Linked DNA regions of Homo sapiens: region 2 is linked to region 1. A link is a loop called in an ENCODE intact Hi-C map of the cell type or tissue named here. Cell type or tissue: endothelial cell of umbilical vein. All regions are shown on one strand. Links, peaks and the distances in the headings refer to the core of each region. The heading gives the core; the rest is flanking DNA. Region 1 has its middle 21 kb from the start of SLC44A5. Region 2 overlaps SLC44A5 (solute carrier family 44 member 5).

Region 1 (10,742 bases), core at 1,349-9,348:
TTATAATTCCTTAAATATGCCACATATGTTCATATGGGTTTGTTTTCAATCACATTGTTTTTTCACTTCCCATCTCCATCTTTTAAAGTCCTAGTCATCCCTTGAGTCATAAATGGTACTCATTTTCTGAGAAGTAATGGTTCCCTTTGTGTATTACCGTAACATGTCGGTTATACCTTTATCATTAAGATTTATTTCATTTACATTATATCTTGATTATCTGTGTGGATGTCTGTCTCTGTCAAACTAGAAGGTCTGTTTGGGTTGAGATTTTGTCTTAGTCATTATAATAGGAACTTAGTTCCTAGTTCAGTGGTAAGTAATCCTTAACAAGAGCAGTAGGGGATAGGGTTGCAATAGTATTTTGGGATCAGATTAGGGAGCCCCTGAATGTCAAGTTACAATGAAGAAAGGGACTAAGAGTGGTGGCTCTCCTGTAATTCTAGCACTTTAGGAGGCCAAGGTGGGAGGATCATTTGAGGCCAGGAGTTCAAGACCCAGCCTAGGCAACATAGCGAGACCTTGTCTGTACAAAAAAATTTTTTTTTAAATATCCAGGCACGGTGGCACACACCTGTAGTCCCAGCTACTTAGAAGGCTGTGGCAGGAGGATTGCTTGAAACCAGGAGTACGAAGCTAGAGTGAATTATGATCATGTCACCCACTCCAGCCTGACCAACAGAGCAAGACCACATCTCTATTAAAAATAAAAATTAAAGAAGAAGGGAAATTCGTATATAATAGATATTTAATAAATACTTTTTAATTGAAGAGCTGTTAATAACCCAAATCTCTTTTTTTTCTTCATTTGACAGATTCTAAGTTTTCCCATTTGCACAGGAAAGGAAACTCTTCCTTTATTCTTTGGAATATTATTAATTGATTCATTCATTCAGCTTTTCTTGAGCATCTAGTATGAGTTGAAAGAGAATTTATAGTCCATCTAATTCAGTTTTCTCAGTTTAAACCTAAGGAAACTGAGGCCCAGCAAGTTGAAATGATTTAACATAGGTCTTACAGCTAGTACGTGGCGAAATAAATGACTAGAAGCTAGTCTGTGCCTTGCCTTCTAACCCACAGCTTCCTAATTTTACAAAATTCTTACAAGTTTGAGTAGGTGATAGGCAGAGTGATGGCACCCTAGAAACCTATGCAGAAAAAGATTCTAATTACCAAATTCAAAACTTTAGGATATGAAAGAAGTTTCCCTCTGCCTCAGGCTCTCATTGCTTTATATCTGATTTTATAAAACCTTCCCAATTTGTTTCACTGCTTTCATAGTTCCCTCTCTGCAAATTGATTTCACATATCTGTATCAGACCACATGCTAGTTCCCAAACCTAAAATGAATGTTTCATTTCATCAGTCACCTATTTAAAAATCCTGTCTACTTTTCATTGATTACAGAATAGAATATTGATTACAGGGTAAAAGACAGGTCTAGATTCAAATCATGCCTCTACCTTGCCTCTTTCTTCCATAAGCTGTGTTTCAAGCAAATCACTTAAACATTATGACCTTTAATTTCTACAACTGACAAATGGCAATAAGAGAGTTTAAGGTTTCGATATTGGATTTCAGCCAAATATTTAAAAATATCCTTCCCATATAACTTAATTATATGAATAGCAAATGGGAAAAACTAAAGCAGCAAAAAAAGTAAATAGCATTCAAACAAGAGAAAGGTTCATGTCATAACATTCAAAAAATTGTAGCCATCAAAGAAAGACACAAAGAAGTTTTCAAGAATTTACAGAATAAAGCTTAGAACAGTATGGCAAACCTCTTAATGTCATCCTCCAAACAAGCACTTTGTAGGGAAGGTGAGCAAACAAAACTCTGAAAAGTATAACCACCTACTCCTACACTATAACATGGGAAAGGTAGCTTTAGATGAAATATGAGTAACCCTTAGAGGAGACAAAGAATTTTGCAAGGGGGGAAAAGTCCCATCTCAACTAGTTGCATGTTCTACCAGAAAAGGGAACTATTGGAAATCTCCCTTTTGGCATCTTCCAGCTGGGTGAAAAAGGAGAGGATGATGGCAGAACAATCATAAACACCCATAGTTAATTATCTCCAACAATAAATAGTGATATAGCAGAAAGGAAGAAAAAAATAGAAAATAATTAGGACAAGAGTCTCTAAGGGAGGGAAAGTGGAGAAGAAGCATGTGTAGTGCCTGAAGGGAAGTAACCTACATGTACTTCCTATGTTGTTTATTTTTTTCCCAGAAGATAAGAGAGAGGAGCTTGGGAGGAAGAGAAATTGCTACTGGGGAGAAATGGGCAAATATGGAAAGGGAAACATAAAACAAGCTAATGACATTGAAATAGAGAACTCAACAAACAAAACCAAATTCCAGATTACTTTCTTTAAAGCAAACAAAGAATCTGGGCTCCATGTTGATTAGAAGAAATAATCCAAAGCCCAAGAATACTTCTCAGTGTAATGAATATAAACTCCAATAGATTAAGATTTTAGCACAGAAAACATTTACTAAAATTTCAGAAGAGAGTAGAGTGTGGATCCTCCTCCAACTGTACACAGCCACAGTTGAGCTCTTTCTTCCTCCTTGAATCTAAGGTAATAGAAAAGCAAGTGGAATTCACTCACACTATAGCACAGCGAAGAGAAGGCCTAAACAAAACTGCTGTATTTTAAAAGATAAAAAGAAGGGACACAATAACTTTGCAAACACATTATCAGCAAAAATAAATACATATGAGAAAGAAGGATACAAATACAGATGAAAAACCATGCTGGAAGTAAGCAGAACTTCACAAAGAAATAATTTCCAGCCAGTGCTTCATGATATAAAAGTTAATGAGAACATAAAATCAATTTTTAAAGAAATGAGGTGTAAAACAGTATTGAAGATGAAAGGGAAGAACGCAAAGCTGAGAAAACAAACTGAGAACCACACAACACCATTAAAAGCAAGTTAGAAAGCACAAGATATATCTCCATTGAATATAATTTCAAACTCAAAACTCAAATTTAAATTTCTTCTATCCCCAGCCTATGTAAGTAGGAGTTAAATTAGCTTTTCTTTTTCTAGCTCCATCCCCCCAATTTGCTAGTCATTGTTTCTGATATCTGTGGGGAGGAGGGTAAGAGTTGGGGAAATGCAGCACAGCTTTTGTGACAGCTACAGTTGTAATCTACCCGCAGGGCCCTCTGGGTGGCAGAAATACAATAGCTGACTCTGTAGGGTGCCTTTGTGGGTTTCTCATCAATCCCAGGCAATTGGCTTGTCTGCCTCTTTTCTGTCTGCCTGCTGGATTTCTGGGGTCCACCTCTCAGTTCCTGTCCTTCAGGCAAGTACTCTTGGTTACAATCATTTCCATAGGGTCCTTATCAAGTCTCAGAAACATTCACCATTAGCCTGCCACATGAAGAAGTACAGCTCAGTCACAAAGCAGCCACCTGCGTGTTCAGCCGCCAGACTGGGCAGTTCCAGCTACAGCATCTCAGCTTTAGAATATTCACTGGTAAGATGCTCAAGTTCCTGGAGACATGCAAAAGCTTTCCAAGTGGTCCTCTAGAAAAGCCTCTCCTTAACCTTAGGAGAGAGGATTCTGCATCTACCACATTCTGCCTTTTTTCACTATTATTATTATTATTATTACTATTACTGGGCTATCTGACTGGTCCAAATTCAAGGACAGGTGAAAAGACAACTTGGCTTCTACAGAAGGTTGTTTTTACCTGTTTACTCCCAAAGAGTAAATAAACCGTCATTGATAAAAATAAAATAAGAAGAGATCAGTGGATGCAACTCCCCATGCTTTAAGTGTATTTCACAGAAGCTCACCTGAGGTTCAGAGGAATTGGCAACTGCCCAATTTTCCAGGTCAGAGAAAGACATGGACTCGCTGTCTTTCAGGTCCCCAACTATGTCAATACTCAGAAACAACTTAGAACACCAACAGAAGGCATTAAGTCGCCTATCCGGGGAGCCATATTCTTCAGGGTCTGAAATTCTTGCTGTGCCAGCACTGAGGCAATTTCCACTTCTCCGAGCATGCTCTGCAGTGTCTATTTAGGGTATTTGTACCATCAAAAAATACATCCACTTCTCCATCAGAGGCTGGTACTTAAGGTGGGTGAAATGTAAAACACTGTCAATTTCTCACCAAATAAATCTCTTTCTCTTCAACCTCAACTTCTTATGTAGACTAGAGAGGAGTGAATCACTGCAGCTGGCAGAACTAGTTTAGAACCTTGACCTTTGAAAGTTCAACATGAATGGTCTGGTTCCTCTCTTTAGAATGGGAAACATATTGTTTTGTTGTTAACTTTTCCAACAGTGCATCTTGTTGTCTACCATATCCTTTCTTGTATTATTACTGCTAGGGTATCTGTGACTTCCCTAAGACAGAGACAATATCACTCCTTTTTTTGGAGACAGGGTCTCACTCTGTCACTTAGACTGGAGTGCAGCAGCCTAATCTCATCTCACTGCAACCTCCACCTCCTGGGCTCAAGCCATCCTCTCACTTCTGTCTCCCAAGTAGCTGGGACTATAGGCATGCACAACCACACCTGGCTAATTTTTTTTTTTTTTTTTTTTTTTTTGAGACAGAGTTTTGCTCTGTCACCCAGGCTGGAGTGCAATGTCGCAATCTCAGCTCACTGTAAACTCTGCCTCCCGATTCTCCTGCCTCAGCCTCCCGAGTAGCTGGGATTACAGGCACACTCCACTGCGCCCAGCTAATTTTTGTATTTTTAGTAGAGACGGCGTTTCACCATGTTGGCCAGGCCAGTCTTGAACTCCTGACCTCAGGTGATCCACCTGCCTTGGCCCCCCAAAGCGCTGGGATTACAGACATGAGCCACTGCGCCCAGCCAATTTTTGTATTTTTTGTAGAGTTTTTGCCATGTTGCCCAGGCTGGCCTCAAGCTCCTGAGCTCAAACAATCTGCCAGCCTTGGCCTCCCAAAGTGCTGGATTACATGGATGAGCCACCCTGCCTGGACAGTATCACTCATCCTTATTTTCTCTGCAGTGCCTGGAGTCACTGACGACAAATCATAAGCACTTGGGAAATTTAATTTTAAGGAGAAGCCAACTTTTCCCTTCCTGTGCACATATTACCCACCCTTCAGTCCTGGATAAGGCTACCTTTTCCATGAAGAATTCCCTTCTATTTCAGCCCCATTATTTTCTCCGTGTCTCTGAACTCTGAAACTTTGTTCATATGATGCTTATGTCATCATGTAAATTTTTCTTTACCTTGCCTCTTCAGTACAGACTTGAGCTCTTTATGGATCATCTTATACTTACTTCTTTAGAGACATTCTTATAAAATATTCAATAAATATTGAAACAAATGCTGTGCTAACTCAGATAAAAAAATCATCTCAGCTATATGTATTTCAGAAGGAGCTACTTCTTTTTTTTTTTGCTTGTGTTGTGTAACATTAAACTAAAAATAATTCAAACAAGGATCATCCTGAAATGTTAGAGCAAGAGAGAACTTTAGAGATGATCAGTTCCACACAGTTTACTCCATTGTAATGAAGTGGCATCTTACAAATGCTGCCTCCCTTCACCCTCTGCTGACCATTCTAGAAACTGCACCTTTTAAAATCTCATTGCAGAATGACTATCATTCCTGTTTTTCCATGCTCCTGAAATTGTTTTTCAAGAGTCAGGTTTAAATGTGTTCTATATAATGGCACTTGTTCACGCTCCAGAAAAACTAAGACTCTATTACCCACAGGGAATATTTGAGCACTTGAGTTCTAGAGCCAAATTGCTTATGTTCATAAGTTAGTCCTTCTGCTTCTGGCTCAGACAAGTTACCTAACATCTCTGCTGATCAGTTTCTGATCTAAAAAATAAAAACAACAATAATAATGGTGATCTTTAAAAGTTGCTGTGAGGCTAAATCAATTAGTGTCTGCAAAACACTTAAAACAGTTCCCGAAAACAGCAAGCCCTCATTATTATTTGGTGGTGCTGGTAGTAGTTGTGATTAATAACTTTTATACCAATGACAAATATTTCTTGTTTGTTCATTTTAGCAGGCTAAACTGGAAAAGCTATACACACACTCTGATCTATTCATCTTTAAATCCCTAGTATTCAGCATGGTGTCTGGGACATAGTAATTACTCAACAAATGTTTGTTGAATAAAGTTTATAAATAATATGATTACTTAAAATGCAAGCTCTTTGTTCTTTTGGCTTAGGATTGGCTTGGCGATGCGGGCTCTTTTTTGGTTCCATATGAACTTTAAAGTAGTTTTTTCCAATTCTGTGAAGAAAGGCATTCGTAGCTTGATGGGGATGGCATTGCATCTATAAATTACCTTGGGCAGTATGGCCATTTTCACGACATTGATTCTTCCTACCCATGAGCATGGAATGTTCTTCCATTTCTTTGTATCCTCTTTTATTTCATTGAGCAGTGGTTTGTAGTTCTCCTTGAAGAGGTCCTTCATGTCCCTTGTAAAGTGGATTCCTAGGTATTTTATTCTCTTTGAAGCAATTGCGAATGGGAGTTTACTCATGATTTGGCTCTCTGTATGTCTGTTATTGGTGTATAAGAATGCTTGTGATTTTTGCACATTGATTTTGTATCCTGAGACTTTGCTGAAGTTGCCTATCAGCTTAAGGAGATTTTGGGCTGAGACAATGGGGTTTTCTAGATATACAATCATGTCATCTGCAAACAGGGACAATTTGACTTCCTCTTTTCCTAATTGAATACCCTTTATTTCCTTCTCCTGCCTAATTGCCCTGGCCAGAACTTCCAACACTATGTTGAATAGGAGTGGTGAGAGAGGGCATCCCTGTCTTGTGCCAGTTTTCAAAGGGAATGCTTCCAGTCTTTGCCCATTCAGTATGATATTGGCTGTGGGTTTGTCACAGATAGCTCTTATTATTTTGAGATATGTCCCATCAATACCTAATTTATTGAGAGTTCTTAGCATGAAGCATTGTTGAATTTTGTCAAAGGCCTTTTCTGCATCTATTGAGATAATCATGTGGTTTTTGTCTTTGGTTCTGTTTATATGCTGGATTACATTTATTGATTTGCGTATATTGAACCAGCCTTGCATCCCAGGGATGAAGCCCAGTTGATCATGGTGGATAAGCTTTTTGATGTGCTGCTGGATTCGCTTTGCCAGTATTTTATGGAGTATTTTTGCATCAATGTTCATCAAGGATATTGGTCTAAAATTCTCTTTTTTGGTTGTGTCTCTGCCCGGCTTTGGTATCAGGATGATGCTGGCCTCCTCAAATGAGTTAGGGAGGATTCCCTCTTTTTCTATTGATTGGAATAGTTTCAGAAGGAATGGTACCAGTTCCTCCTTGTACCTCTGGTAGAATTCGGCTGTGAATCCAACTGGTCCTGGACTCTTTTTGGTTGGTAAGCTATTAAGCTGGAGGCATCACGCTACCTGACTTCAAACTATACTACAAGGCTACAGTAACCAAAACAGCATGGTACTGGTACCAAAACAGAGATATAGATCAATGGAACAGAACAGAGCCCTCAGAAATAACGCCGCATATCTACAACTATCTGATCTTTGACAAACCTGAGAAAAACAAGCAATGGGGAAAGGATTCCCTATTTAATAAATGGTGCTGGGAAAACTGGCTAGACATATGTAGAAAGCTGAAACTGGATCCCTTCCTTACACCTTATACAAAAATGAATTCAAGATGGATTAAAGACTTAAATGTTAGACCTAAAACCATAAAAACCCTAGAAGAAAACCTAGGCATTACCATTCAGGACATAGGCATGGGCAAGGACTTCATGTCTAAAACACCAAAAGCAATGGCAACAAAAGACAAAATTGATAAATGGGATCTAATTAAAGAGCTTCTGCACAGCAAAAGAAACTACCATCAGAGTGAACAGGCAACCTACAAAGTGGGAGAAAATTTTCGCAACTTACTCATCTGACAAAGGGCTAATATCTAGAATCTACAATGAACTCAAACACATTTACAAGAAAAAAACAAACAACCCCATCAAAAAGTGGGCGAAGGATATGAACAGACATTTCTCAAAAGAAGACATTTATGCAGCCAACAGACACATGAAAAAATGCTCACCATCACTGGCCATCAGAGAAATGCAAATCAAAACCACAATGAGATACCATCTCACACTAGTTAGAATGGCAATCATTAAAAAGTCAGGAAACAACAGGTGCTGGAGAGGATGTGGAGAAATAGGAACACTTTTACACTGTTGGTGGGACTGTAAACTAGTTCAACCATTGTGGAAGTCAGTGTGGCGATTCCTCGGGGATCTAGAACTAGAAATACCATTTGACCCAGCCATCCCATTACTGGGTATATACCCAAAGGACTATAAATCATGATGCTATAAAGACACATGCACACGTATGTTTATTGTGGCACTATTCACAATAGCAAAGACTTGAAATCAACCCAAATGTCCAACAATGATAGACTGGATTAAGAAAATGTGGCACATATACACCATGGAATACTATGCAGCCATAAAAAATGATGAGTTCATGTCCTTTGTAGGGACATGGATGAAATTGGAAATCATTCTCAGTAAACTATTGCAAGGACAAATAACCAAACACCGCATGTTCTCACTCATAGGTGGGAATTGAACAATGAGAACACATGGACACAGGAAGGGGAACATCACACTCTGGGGACTGTTGTGGGGTGGGGGGAGGGGGGGAGGAATAGCATTAGGAGATACACCTAATGCTAAATGACGAGTTAATGGGTGCATCACACCAGCATGGCACATGTATACATATGTAACTAACCTGCACATTGTGCACATGTACCCTAAAACTTAAAGTATAATAATAATAAAAAAAAAATGCAAGCTCTGATTTACACTCAGTCCAAATCTTGACTCTGCCATTTAATAGGTATGAAACTTAACTTTGGGGAGGGATTATTTATGTATTTATTTTTAACTTGTTTAAATTTATGGGGTACAAGTGTAAATTTGTTACATTCATAGATCGTGTAATTGTAACGTCAAGGCTTCAGGGTATCCATCACCTGAATAACATACATTTTCCCCATTAAGTAATTCCTCATCATGCACCCCTGCCACACCCACCCATTCACCCCTCGGAGTCTCCTTTGCCTATCATTTCACTCTCTACATCCATGTTTACACATTTTTTAGCTTCCACGTATGAGTGAGAACATGCGATGTTAGGCTTTTTGTGTCTGGCTTGTGAAACTTAACTTTTCTGAACTGTTATCATATATATAAAATGATGGTGATTACAGCTCACACTTCCTAAGACTGTTATAAGAATTAAGATATTATATACAAGAAAAGCACTTACAATAAGATCTGGCACAGAGTAAACAATAAGTAAATGTTAGATAATATTATTTATAAAGATTTCCCAAAGTAATATTTATAAAGTATAAGCAGACTTGTAAGAGCATCTGACATACCTGAGTTTGAATTCTGACTCTACCATTTGCTAGATATAGGGATTTAAACATGATACTTAGCCTGTAAACCCAAAATCCTGATTTAGAATTCAGATAATACTACTTCCTTTCTGTTTTAAGAAGTAAATGAAATGGAGTGTATAAAACAACACTGTGCCTGAGGAACTGCAATCATTTAATAAATGACTAGTTTTGTTTTGCTGATGTAGTTCTTGTTTTTATTATTAGCTTTGCCAATAAGGAATTTTAATCCAGATAAGAAACAAAGAAATAAATAACTACAGTATAATGCAAGTAAATGTCATGGAAATAATAAAGTTAACAAATGCTTTGACAGTTTATGAGTAGGAATGATCAGTGTGAGCTGCAGTAATAAAGAATACTTTCTGAAACAGATAACATTTCTATAAAAGAAAATAGAGAATAGGTAGATATCCCAGGCAAAAAGAAGTATGACCTCAGGAAAGGTAAACCAAAGCACAAAAGCAGGAAGAACAAGGCTTATTTGAGCAGTAGAGAAAATGGGCACAATTAGTAGATTTATTATAAAGATATTCATCAAATTATTAATCCAGACCTGCACTGACCAATATGGTAATCATTAGCTGTATGTGACTAAAGAGTTCTCGAAATATGGCTAGCATAACTAAGGGACTGAATTTTTAATTTAACATAATTTTAACTAATTTAGATTTAGAAACTGAAACAGTTCATAGGAGCCAGCAACTCCATTCCTCAGTATATATTCAAAATAATTAAAAACAAAAACTCACACCAATACTTGCACAAAAATGTTCATTGCAGCACTATTCACAGTAGCCAAAAGGTGGAAACAACCCAAACATCCATCAATATATGAGTGGATAAGCAAAATGTGGTCTATACATGCTATGGGATATAATTCAGCCATAAAAAGAAATGATCCTGATACATGCCACAACACTGATGAACCTCAAAAAACATTATACTAAGTGAAATAAGCCAGACCCAAAAGGACAAAAATTGCACTTACATTAAGTATCTAGAATAGTCAAAGTCATAGAGAGAAGAAGTAGCGTAGAGGTTACCAGGGGCTAGTGGAAGTGAGGAATGGAGAGTTATTGCTTAATGGGTACAGAGTTTCTGTCTGGGTGATGAAGAGTGTTTGGAAATAATGGTATGGTTGTACAACACTGTGAATTTAGTTAATGACACTGAATTGCAACTGAAAAATGTTTAAAATGACAATATTTTTGGTGATATATATTTTATTACATTAAGAAATTAAGCAGAGTAAAATATTTTTCTGATAAACATATCTTCAT
Region 2 (10,742 bases), core at 1,232-9,231, 400 kb before region 1:
TTTAATGAAACCAGTTTTTAAAATACTCACTAAATGTGAACCATGTTTGTTGCAGTTCAAAGTACATGCTTATGTTAGTCTGAATCCCGATGTCATAGATAGTTAATACAGAACTTGGGCGTTCCTGAAGATTGGTGTACTGCTGGTAACAGTGCCATATTCCTTGAAAAAGAAAGAAAAACAGAATAATATAAAATATGATTTTCTGAAATAGGAGCTATATGTGCTCATCATACATATCTATATGAAACTGATCAGCATGGTAATTTCTGCAAAGGCAAGACACATATTTACACAGCAAATATTTTATTTGGATCCAATAGTCTAAACATGCTACTGTATTTGATATAAATGTTTTCAGTATTTGTCTTGATAATTATGGCAACATCTGGCTTTAAATGTCCTTTTGACTAGAAATGACCTTAATGTCCATCAGTAAGACATCATGATATATTTGTTCAGTAGAAAGATGCGTCAAAAACTCCTCCTAAGGTTTATACCTAATACGAATTTATGATTATCCATTTATTTATTTATCCTTGCAATTCTATGATTTTTGAGGTTATTTTAATAGATGTAACAAGTTTAGGGTTGGCATATTTTTAGTGAACTAAATCATTTTTATCCATAACATTGTCATTCTAAAATCTGTTTTGTCTGATATTATGTCTTCTTCCACTTTCTTTTGTTATTGATTGCTAGTATATTCTTTCCATCCCTTCACTTGCAAATGTTCTGTTTCCTTACATGTTGTATAACTTTTATAAATAATTTATAGCTCCAATTTGTATGTGTATATTTTAATCTGACCTGACAATCTCTGTATTCTAATTGGTGAGTTTAACATATTTATACTTTATATACTGATATATTTATATTTGTTTCTATGTTCTTAATTTTGCTTTTCGTATTCTACTTTGTGTCTATACTTCTTTTCTTCCAATTCTTGTCTTTTAAAAATTGATGATTTTTTGTTTGTTTACTTATATTCCATTTTTCTTCTCTACTCTTTTTGAGCAATCTACTCTATTTTTATAATAGATTACCTTGAAAATCTGTTCTTTTTTTAATAAGCCTAGAGTCAATATGTTAACAAGGAAATACAAGACCTTAGTTACTCAATAATCACCCACTCTAATTATTGCTCAATAATTTTGTTATGTACATTTTAAATAAATTAGTTAGCATGTAGGTAAAGCTAAACAAATTTTGCCTGCATAAAATAATAATTTTAGTGTCCAATGTCTAAAGCAATTATTATTTTATGCAGGCAAAGTTTGTTTAGCTTTACCTAAAAGCTTACTAATTTATATTCTTTGCTCACTATGTTTTCTTTTTTTTATTTTTTATTTTTGTATTACATCTCATATATTTCTGTGGAATCATTCTCCTTCTTCTGTCTCTCATAGCTGCATTCAATCCATCAGGAAATACAGCTATTATACAAATAAAAGCATGTATGGCCACCCTCAAGAGTTTCTCTCATTTGGCATATAAATTTCTGCAATCATCTCCTTACTGGTCTCGTTGCTTCCACTCTTGCCTCACCATGGTCTATTCTCAACACAGGGACTAGGGCAATCATTATATCTCATCTCTTTGCTACCCAAAGCCCTACATTGCCTCCCTGTTTCATTCAGAGTAAAAGCTTAGGTTTTATAATAATCTGTAAGGCTCTGCCCCCTTCATAAATTCTATGACCTCATCTCCTACTATTTTTTCCTTTACTCAGTACACCCATCCACACCAAGCTCTCAGCCACTTCTTCAACACACTCTTATGTTATAAGGCCTTTGCTCCAGCTGTACCCACTGTCTGGAACTTTTCCTTCATCTTAACTGTCTAACTCCATTGCTTCCAAGTGTTTTCTTAGATATTTTCCCCAAAAGAGCCCTCCTGCTAATACTGCCATTTTCACTCCTTGCCCTACCATGGCATTCTCAATCTCCCCTTACCTGCTCTACCTTTTCTTTTTTCCATAGCAATAACCACCTTCTAAGATATATATTACTTAGGCTATGAGCATCATGAGAGTAAGAACCTTAGTCTGTTCCTTTACTGTTGTACATCAAGAGTCTAAAATAGTGTCTGTACACAGCAGCTGTTCAATTGATATTTGTTGAATAAACAGAATAATGTATGACTAGATGTGGATTTCTCTTCCTTTACTCTCCTTAGTATAATGAGGGCTTCCTATATCTATGGATCCATGGTTTCATCGGTTCTAGAAAATTCTCAGCCAAGAGCTTTCAAATATGGTTGATATATGTTAGGCCTTTCTCAACCTATTTTCTATTTCTTTGAACCACACAATCATATTTTTGTCCCCTTGTTACATTCTGCTATATTTTTGGTAATTACTTCAGATTCATATTTCAGTTCATTAATTCTCTATTTTGCTGTTTAGCTTATCAATTAGTTTTTAATCTAACATTTTTATTTTGAAAAGTTCTATATGGCTCTTCTTCATGTATGCCTGGACGTTTTTGTTGATTTTTATTTTTGTTGCCCAAGCCTTTAATAAATGATACTCCATGTCCATGAATGAATGAATTCACTTTTTTTTTTTTGAGACAGAGTCTCGCTCTGTCACCCAGGCTGGAGTGCAGTGGCACAATCTCAGCTCACTGCAACCTCCGCCTCCTGAGTTCAAGCAATTCTCGTGCCTCAGCCTCCCGAGTAGCTGGGACTACAGGTGTGTGCTACCATGCCCAGCTAATTTTTATATTTTTTTTAGCAGAGACGGGGTTTCACCATGTTGGCCAGGATGGTCTCAATCTCTTGACCTTGCGATCCACCTGCCTTAGCTTCCCAAAGTGCTGGGATTACAGGTGTGAGCCACTGTACCTGGCTGTGATTCTATCTTTAATTCTTTAAACCTTTCATGCATGGTTATTTCATGTTCTATATCTTTCTTTCTTGATTTGTTTTTGTCTTTTGAGACAGAGTCTTATTCTGTTGCCCAGGCTGGAGTGCAGTGGCATGATCTCGGTTCACTGCAACCTCCTCCTCCCAGATTCAAGCAATTCTCCCACCTCAGTCTCCCAAGTAGCTGGGACTACAGGTATGCACCATCATGCCCAGCTAATTTTTGTATTTTTAGTAGAGACAGGGTTTCACCACGTTAGCCAGGTTGGCCTCCCACTCCTCACCTCAAGTGATTGGCCGCCTCGGCCTCCCACAGTGCTAGGATTATAGGAGTGAGCCACTGCAGCCAGCTACATGTTCTATATCTATTAATTCCCATATTTGAATTCTTGGAGACCTCAATCTCATGTTTATAGTATCCACTGATTTTCACACAGAACTGTTTTCTTGCAGGTCAGGTAGTCTCGGACTTTATTGATCTGAATCTGTGAAAACCTGGTGATGTTAATTGAGGAAACTTTCATCTAGAGGAGATTTACATTTGTTTATTTTGGCAGTCAAAGGGTACTAACAAACTGGGGTCATTTTAGACATTTCTAGGATGCCAGACTTACTCCAGGAGTTTCAGGTATGATCCCCTGTTCTGCTGCCAACTCAGGTCTAAGTCTCCCGATCCCAGCACTGCTATGGGTTACCCAGTGCTTCCTGCTTGGTTCCCCGCTTTGATTTTAGCTCATGAGTTATTTTTTTCATTTGGAGGAGATTTCCTTTATTTCCTAAAGTTTATCAAAACAATGTATTATATAAAACAATACAGCGCAATCCTCTTTTTAATGTCACGATTTCATAGCAAGAAGGCCCTTCAGACAGTTTACTTTCCTCCTACTAGTGAATGTGAAAGTCTAGACAATATTTTCCAATTTCTCTTTCTTTGCTTTCTCTCTCTTGTCCTAGATTTTTAAAAATTATGATCTCTGGACTTCAAGTCCTCTTTCCTCAATAATATTCCTGAATAACAATAATATCAGCAACAACAAAAATAGACATTATTTATTGAACATTTACTATATGCTAGCAAAATCTAAGTACTTTATAAGCATTATTTTGTTTAGTAGTCACATATTCCTGTTATATGATTGAGAAACCTATGAATTAAAGAAAACTGTATGCTTGCAGAGGATCATACAGTTAATATGTGATGAATCTGGGATCGTGCCTTTTTCATACCTTAAATAGATGCTCATAAACCAAAGTGTTATATGTCTTCTCCTGTATACCTCTTAACCTGTTCTGGCCAATGAGAATTGTTCCATTGCTGTTCATAAACACTTGCCCACAAACAGTCTGGCTTTTTCTCTGCTCAGTATGACACATCCACATTGTTATTTGCTCTAGTAAATGGGCTGCTGTCAGTAGGAAATTTCAGTAGAAAAAATTGGTTTCTCATGATATGTAGAAAGTCAATTGTCCAGGATAGTAGCAGAGGTCAGTTACATGTAGTCTTATTTTCTGACACTCCTCAACCTAACTGGACCTTTCCTCCCTCAGTAAATTACTGTCAAGCTTACTTCCTACACCATTAATTTTTGGGTTAATACTATCTAGGGAGTCAATAGGGAGCGAAAATTAAGTTGTTTTACCTGCACTTTTTATATGTTGACCATGTTTCTCCTTTTTGCCATTGTCAAAACTGCACTACAGCCAATCTCAGATTTTTCTTGCTACTTAAGACATCAGTTAAGTCAATAGCAGACTTTACTGCCCTTTCCTTCCTGATGACAATGCAAGAGTGATTGAATCACAAGCCCAGACTCTCCAGTGGCAAAGGGCAGAGTTTATTTTAAGCTCCAAGCAGGAACACAAAAACAAGATGTTTAAACAACTTTTTTTTTTGCAGTTTCTGATTAGGGCATGAAAGTTCTTGTGTTCCTGGACCAGACTGATCCACCTCTTATTTGTTACCTGGCTGTGCTCAATAAGAAGCTCAGGTGGGATGCAAGAGGAGCCGTACAGCAGGAGCAGATAGGGAACACCTGAGAAGTCCAAATGATTTACTAAAAACTCATTGGAGATAATGAGGAGGGTAATAACAATAACCCAATGCATACTGATTGTCAGCTGTGTTCCAGGTACTGCTCTAAGAGCTTTATATTCATTGTCTCATTTAATCCTTAAGATCCTCTGAGATGAAGATACCATTATTATGCTGATATTATAGACGAGAATACCAGGTCTTTTAACCACCAACAAACTTCCAAAGTTACCCAGTTGTATGTTATGGAGCTGGATTAGAACACAGGCTAACTATACAACCTGCAGATTCAACTGCATTCTTATATGTGCAAAGCTCTTCTTCATTGAATGACAGAAATAAGAGATTGTTATTTTTGATGTCTACTACCATAAAACTGTTGTCAGTCCAAATGGTGCCGTAGGGGAAATCATTCTTTTAAATAGAAACATCTCAAACATTCATATAATATATTGGCTCATACCTTTTTTAGAAGACTGAAAGGAAGCTTCCACAGGTGGTATATACTGTTCCACGTGAGACACTTTAATTCATATGTAGAGCTCACATTATACCTGATATGTATTGTTTTGGGGGGATCAAGTTTGTGATTAGATTTCAACCTTGATTTTAAAAATTGTATTTGTATAAATTTATGGGGTACGCATATAATTGTGTTATATGTATATATTGCATAGTGGCTCTTAGTGTATCCATCACCTGAATGACATGCATTGTATCCATTAAATAATTTTTCATTATCCACCCCCTTCCAGTCGTCAACCCTTCCACGTTCCCACTGTCTATTACTCCACACTCTACGTCCACGTGTACTCATTATTTAGCTCCCACACATTATTTAGCTCCCACACATTATTTAGCTCCCACAGACAGTACTGTAATTCTCCATACAAAAGTGTAATTCGGAATACTTGCCTCTAGAGGGCAATGCTTCATTGTGGAGTACCAATTATTAAACGGTGTGACAGCACCTGGATTAAACGTACTAAGTTGAAAGAGAAAAATAGATCACACTTCTGTAACTTTTCGGACCTGGCCTTTGATCGGATAGAAACGTTAAAGAAATAAAAGAAGTTGTCTGAAATGTTTTTCATTAATCTAAAAGGATTTCTTTTTACCTCCTTCTTAGTATCCATGAGGCAGGAGACCAAAGGCTGGTAGGGAAAAGAGTAAAATGTTCTGACAGCATTTTTTCCCCAAAGATACAGGAAGAAAAAGTTACAGAGACAATATATGCAAAATGAAATATTTTTTCTAAGTTTAAAGCTTTTTTGAGGGTAAAGAATAATTAGATCCACTGAAAACAAATGCTTTCTGGTAACTGATAACAGCGATTGAAAATAAAAGGATTATTCTGATATTTGATAATTTGAAGAGGAGTGATACCTACCATAACCTATAATTCCAATCACACCAATCATGAAGACCCAGAAGAGGCATCCAGCTATGAACCTCAGAAGTATCAAAAATATCCAACTAAGGACCATGGCAATCGTCAGGCCACTAGAAAAAACCCACAACAAACACAGTGGTCAAGTGTGCTAAACACAGCATATTACAAACATCAAGACAAAACTTTTTTTCTATTCAAAATTATTCTTAAATTCTTTTATTTTACCTGGCTATAGAAACATTAATAATGTTAAAAAGTGTAAACAATGATTTCCATTAAGACTTTCATATGAAAGAATAGGATCATCAGGGACTTTATACAGAACTCATCTTCATGTACCTGGGTAAACTGAAGTCTAGTATCAGTCATTGTTCAAGGAAAAATACAATTTCTCCAACTACAATTTTGATTTATTGGAGACAGTTGCCATGTCTTATTTTTTCCCTTCCTACCTATCTACTAGGTCATAAATTGTGAAATGTATTCATGATGAATTTGTTCTGTTCCATTTACTTAGTGACTGGTGGAAATCTTCTATAATATGGCTATCTAGAAGTAAGAGAATCATTTTGGGGCAGAAAGATAAGAAAAATAACTGGCCATCCCCGGAGCCCATAATGCTGTAGTCATTATCACTATGGTCTAATTATCTCTAGGAGTTTGTGATGCCTTATGTCATCCAGACTTCTATTCCAGCTCCCCAGTGATCTGTGGGCCATTATTTGGAATCATGATAAGGCTTCTGTGTCTCCAGGGACATGTGACTTTATCAAGCAATTAACAGCACGACTATCTTCTGTCAGCTTTAATTTCTTCTTAGAGCTTGACTGAACTACTAGAGAAGCTTCTTTTCCTCCCATATATCCAGGTTAAGGTCACATTGGAGTCTTCTAATGTAATTTCCTCAAAGAGAACTCATTAAGATCGGAAAGTTGGCTGACTGTTCTATTAAGAACTGATATGTCTGGTGCTATCTGTAAGTTTCCAAACATAGCAACAGACAGAGTGTAGTACATTTATTAAGTTATTGTCTCAAGTGTTATCTTTTTATTATAAAAAATCTCAATAATTACTGTCACTGGATAGATGACAACACAGTATTGAAGTATCATGGTCTTGCAAAGCCTGCGCTTTTAACTTGAGAAGTCATTCCCTCTTAAAATCACGGACACTTTAATGCTTAAATATTCAATATGATTGAAAGATTATTCCATGGCCTAGCCCAAGGGAAGTATTCAGAAATGTCAGAGGAAAAAAAACAAAAAATACAGCTATTTTAAGCGTATCAATACTTTAGATTTATATTTATAAAATAAATAAGAGCAGAAGAATTGAAAATAAAGGGAGATGTTCATGTTTTACTCTTATGAGTGGTGCCTGGGTGGAGAGGGTTTCATTGTGTGTTTTGGGGGTGAGGTAGGCAGGATAATCTATCATAATGTACACTTGTTCAGGTAGGTGTGAAAAAGCCAAATGAAGAAGAAGCGTGGAAATTATCTAGTGACATTTGGGTCTGACAATAGGAGAATCAATTTAAATACTGTCGAGAATAGACTACAATCTCTGCTGGAGATAAATCCTAACATACTAACAGTAATTACTGTAATTGTTTAGGACAAAGCATCAAAATGAGTAAAATCTCATAAAGTGATCTAATTTTACAGCTCTAAACACCACACACTAGTATCTCACACAAAATACAACTTAGACTTTATTATGCATCATATAGTTACATGCATCTATCTTGCTCCACTAGTGTTTTTCGTACTCTTCCCTGAACCACATTTTTTTTGTGCTGCTACATTCAAGGACCCATATAGAAGTTAGGAAAACAAAGATGAGTTAGACATAGTTACTATTGTAAAAAGTTCATACTTTATCAGAGGGAAAGGGCCAGGTAAATAAAACACAGAATGGTAGGTGCTATATGGAAGATAAGTATGTGTGTGTATTTATAGGTGTGTAAACACACACATGTACACACATGATGGGTATGAGGAACACATAAGAAGAAGTAAGTAATTACATCTGGGGAAGATAATAAAGGTTATAAATGATACTAAAGCTGATTTTTAAAAAGGAGGTGCAGTTGTCCAGGACTCAGTACCAGGAAAGGAAACAGAATGTGCAAATTTACAGGATTTGATAGTCTAGGGATGGGCACATTATTTGATATGTTTAGAATATAGTGTTAACCAAGAAACTTGGGTGGAGATGAATCTGAGAAACTAAATTGGGCTAGGTTTTAAAGGGCCTTAGAAGTAACTGAAAAAGTTTTAATTTTAGTCTTTGACCATTAGGGAACCATGGGAGCTTTTAAGCACTGGAGGGTGACAAAAGAGCCAGACAGTAATGACAGTCTTAAATGGGTCACACATTTACCCATTCCAGTCCAGTGACTACATTTCCTTAACTTTCTAGGAATGCAACTCTTATGCCTGAAAATGTTACATCTCCTCCTCCTTGTTATCTATACATATATATTTATGTATCGCATATGTAGCTATGTAGCTTTCATAACTACAATGACTTCTGGTTATGATGAATACCAATCATTACGTGGAAGGGATGTGTTGAAAAATAGGAACGATCCTTTTAAAGTCAAGGGAGGGACGAATTAGAAAAAAGAATCTGAGAAACAATCCTGCCTCCACAGTAGCATGTGATGAGAAGCACACGAGTATTACAGATACAGAAGTCCTGCAGATATTGCTCCATGTGACTTGAAGTATATATTCATAGGTACTTTTATTAGTACTTTAGTGAATAAAATTAAAATTTACACTCTGCCAACAGTGGGCATATTTCCAAATATCTTTTCCCTGTCTCACCTCACCTGAAAAAGAAAATGGCAGGAACTGACATCTGAGTGAAATTTGTTATGCCACCAGTACATTTCTTTTATTCATGAATAAAAATATAAAATTTGAAGAAAGAGTTCTACAAAGATAAAATCAGAATGGGGCTGGAGAAGAAACATCTATGTGTTTTCACTTACATGAGAATCCAATACCAAGTTCTTGCATAGTCTTCAAACACTTTCAATCCAAGTGACTTTGCATCAAGAAGTTTATTGATACCACTGCATTGAAAGAAGGGAAAAAATCAATTATTTTTTGATGACCACTAAACAGAAATGTTCTTTTTATGATAAAAGGGATTCTGCAAGGTGCTGTTGAAAGCATGTTTTCAGAAACCATCTATCAGTAGTGACTGTTTTCCTAGCCACAATAATACATAAAATGTCACTTCAGTAAACCTGCAAAGGTAGCTATAGCTGCACGCAGAGAGAACATGGTTTTCAAGAACGGTGAACAAATCCTTTTCCACTGTATGCAACATTCCCTCAATATTGCAGAAACCTCACTGTAAGAAATGAATTTAAATGATAAGATTAGCTTTTAATTTGCAAAACCCATAGTCAAGAATGAACATGATCTTTAATTCCTCTTCCTAATCCTGACAGTAAGGCATGATGGAACACATACTAGAAATTTCACAATCATCACTGTCCAATTTGAGGAATTATCAAAGTGAACACATTTATGTAACTACAACATTGTCAACCCCTTCTTCATGTGCCCCAATTGCAACACCTCTCCCTTCCTCAAAGTAACCACTATTCTGACTTTTGTGATAATTCCTAAGTTTTCTTTTTCATTTTACTAATTATATATGCATCACAGGGAAATAAATTTAACTCTGCTTGTTTTTGACTTTTATATCAAAGAAATCATATTTGTATCATTATTTTGAGACTTCTTTTACACAGATTTATATTTCTGAAAATCATGCAAGCTGCTATTGTATTCTAAATCTGCAGGAACTACACTGTACTAATTATACTCCTAAAGTCTTTTAAGATAAATAAATTTTTAGAATATCTTTTTTATCTATAATTCAACAACTGAGCAATGCAGCGATATGCTGTACACATTTATGTTTGTGCACATGTGTGTATGCGTGCACACAGGGAAATATATTTTCCAGTAACATGGAGCACCATGTGTGTAGAGCCAAGGGACGTGGGGAATTTACTGCATTATACTTAGTACATAGAAATTTGATATGCCACCAATACATTTCTTTATGTCACACTTCTATACCTGTTGATAATGAAAGATTTAACCATTTTGAAAAGCATCATTATTCTTTCTTTCTTTTATTTTCCTTTTTTTTTTTTTAAATCCCAGCTAGTCAGGAGGCTGGGGAAGGAGAATTGCTTGAACCGGGAAGGTGGAGGTTGCAGTGAGCTGAGATATGGCCCCACTGCTCTGCAGCCTGGGCAACAGAAAAAAGCATCATTATTCTTTCTAAATGATTCTGGGTTCTCCCTTACATGTTCTTCTTAATGAATATGTATCAAGCTCTTCAATTCACAGTAACACGTATATTTCATATATATATATATATATATATATATATGTGATTATTTTCCTATAACCCTTA

What was found. Peaks named below come from ENCODE experiments on the same cell type or tissue, not always from the same donor. Only the 100,000 strongest peaks of a DNase experiment are listed, where the experiment ranks them.
Region 2: a loop joins it to region 1, with 13 times the contacts of the local background. A loop is called at or near these places in 20 of 110 quality-filtered maps.

Annotation. Positions count from the first base shown.
Region 1 is chr1:75,626,984-75,637,725 of GRCh38, forward strand. It overlaps a transcript of SLC44A5 not described here. Among named protein-coding and RNA genes, the nearest start is that of SLC44A5, 21 kb to the left of the region's middle. In endothelial cell of umbilical vein, for the core only: a CTCF peak has its summit at 5,574 (motif pointing left); a DNase peak (open chromatin) is centred at 5,568.
Region 2 is chr1:75,227,696-75,238,437 of GRCh38, forward strand. SLC44A5 (solute carrier family 44 member 5) reads right to left here. Exons shown (of 24, transcript NM_001130058.2): 11 at 9,292-9,375; 12 at 6,291-6,403; 13 at 31-162. Among named protein-coding and RNA genes, the nearest start is that of LHX8, 99 kb to the left of the region's middle. In endothelial cell of umbilical vein, for the core only: a CTCF peak has its summit at 5,818 (motif pointing right); DNase peaks (open chromatin) are centred at 4,276, 4,656 and 5,826.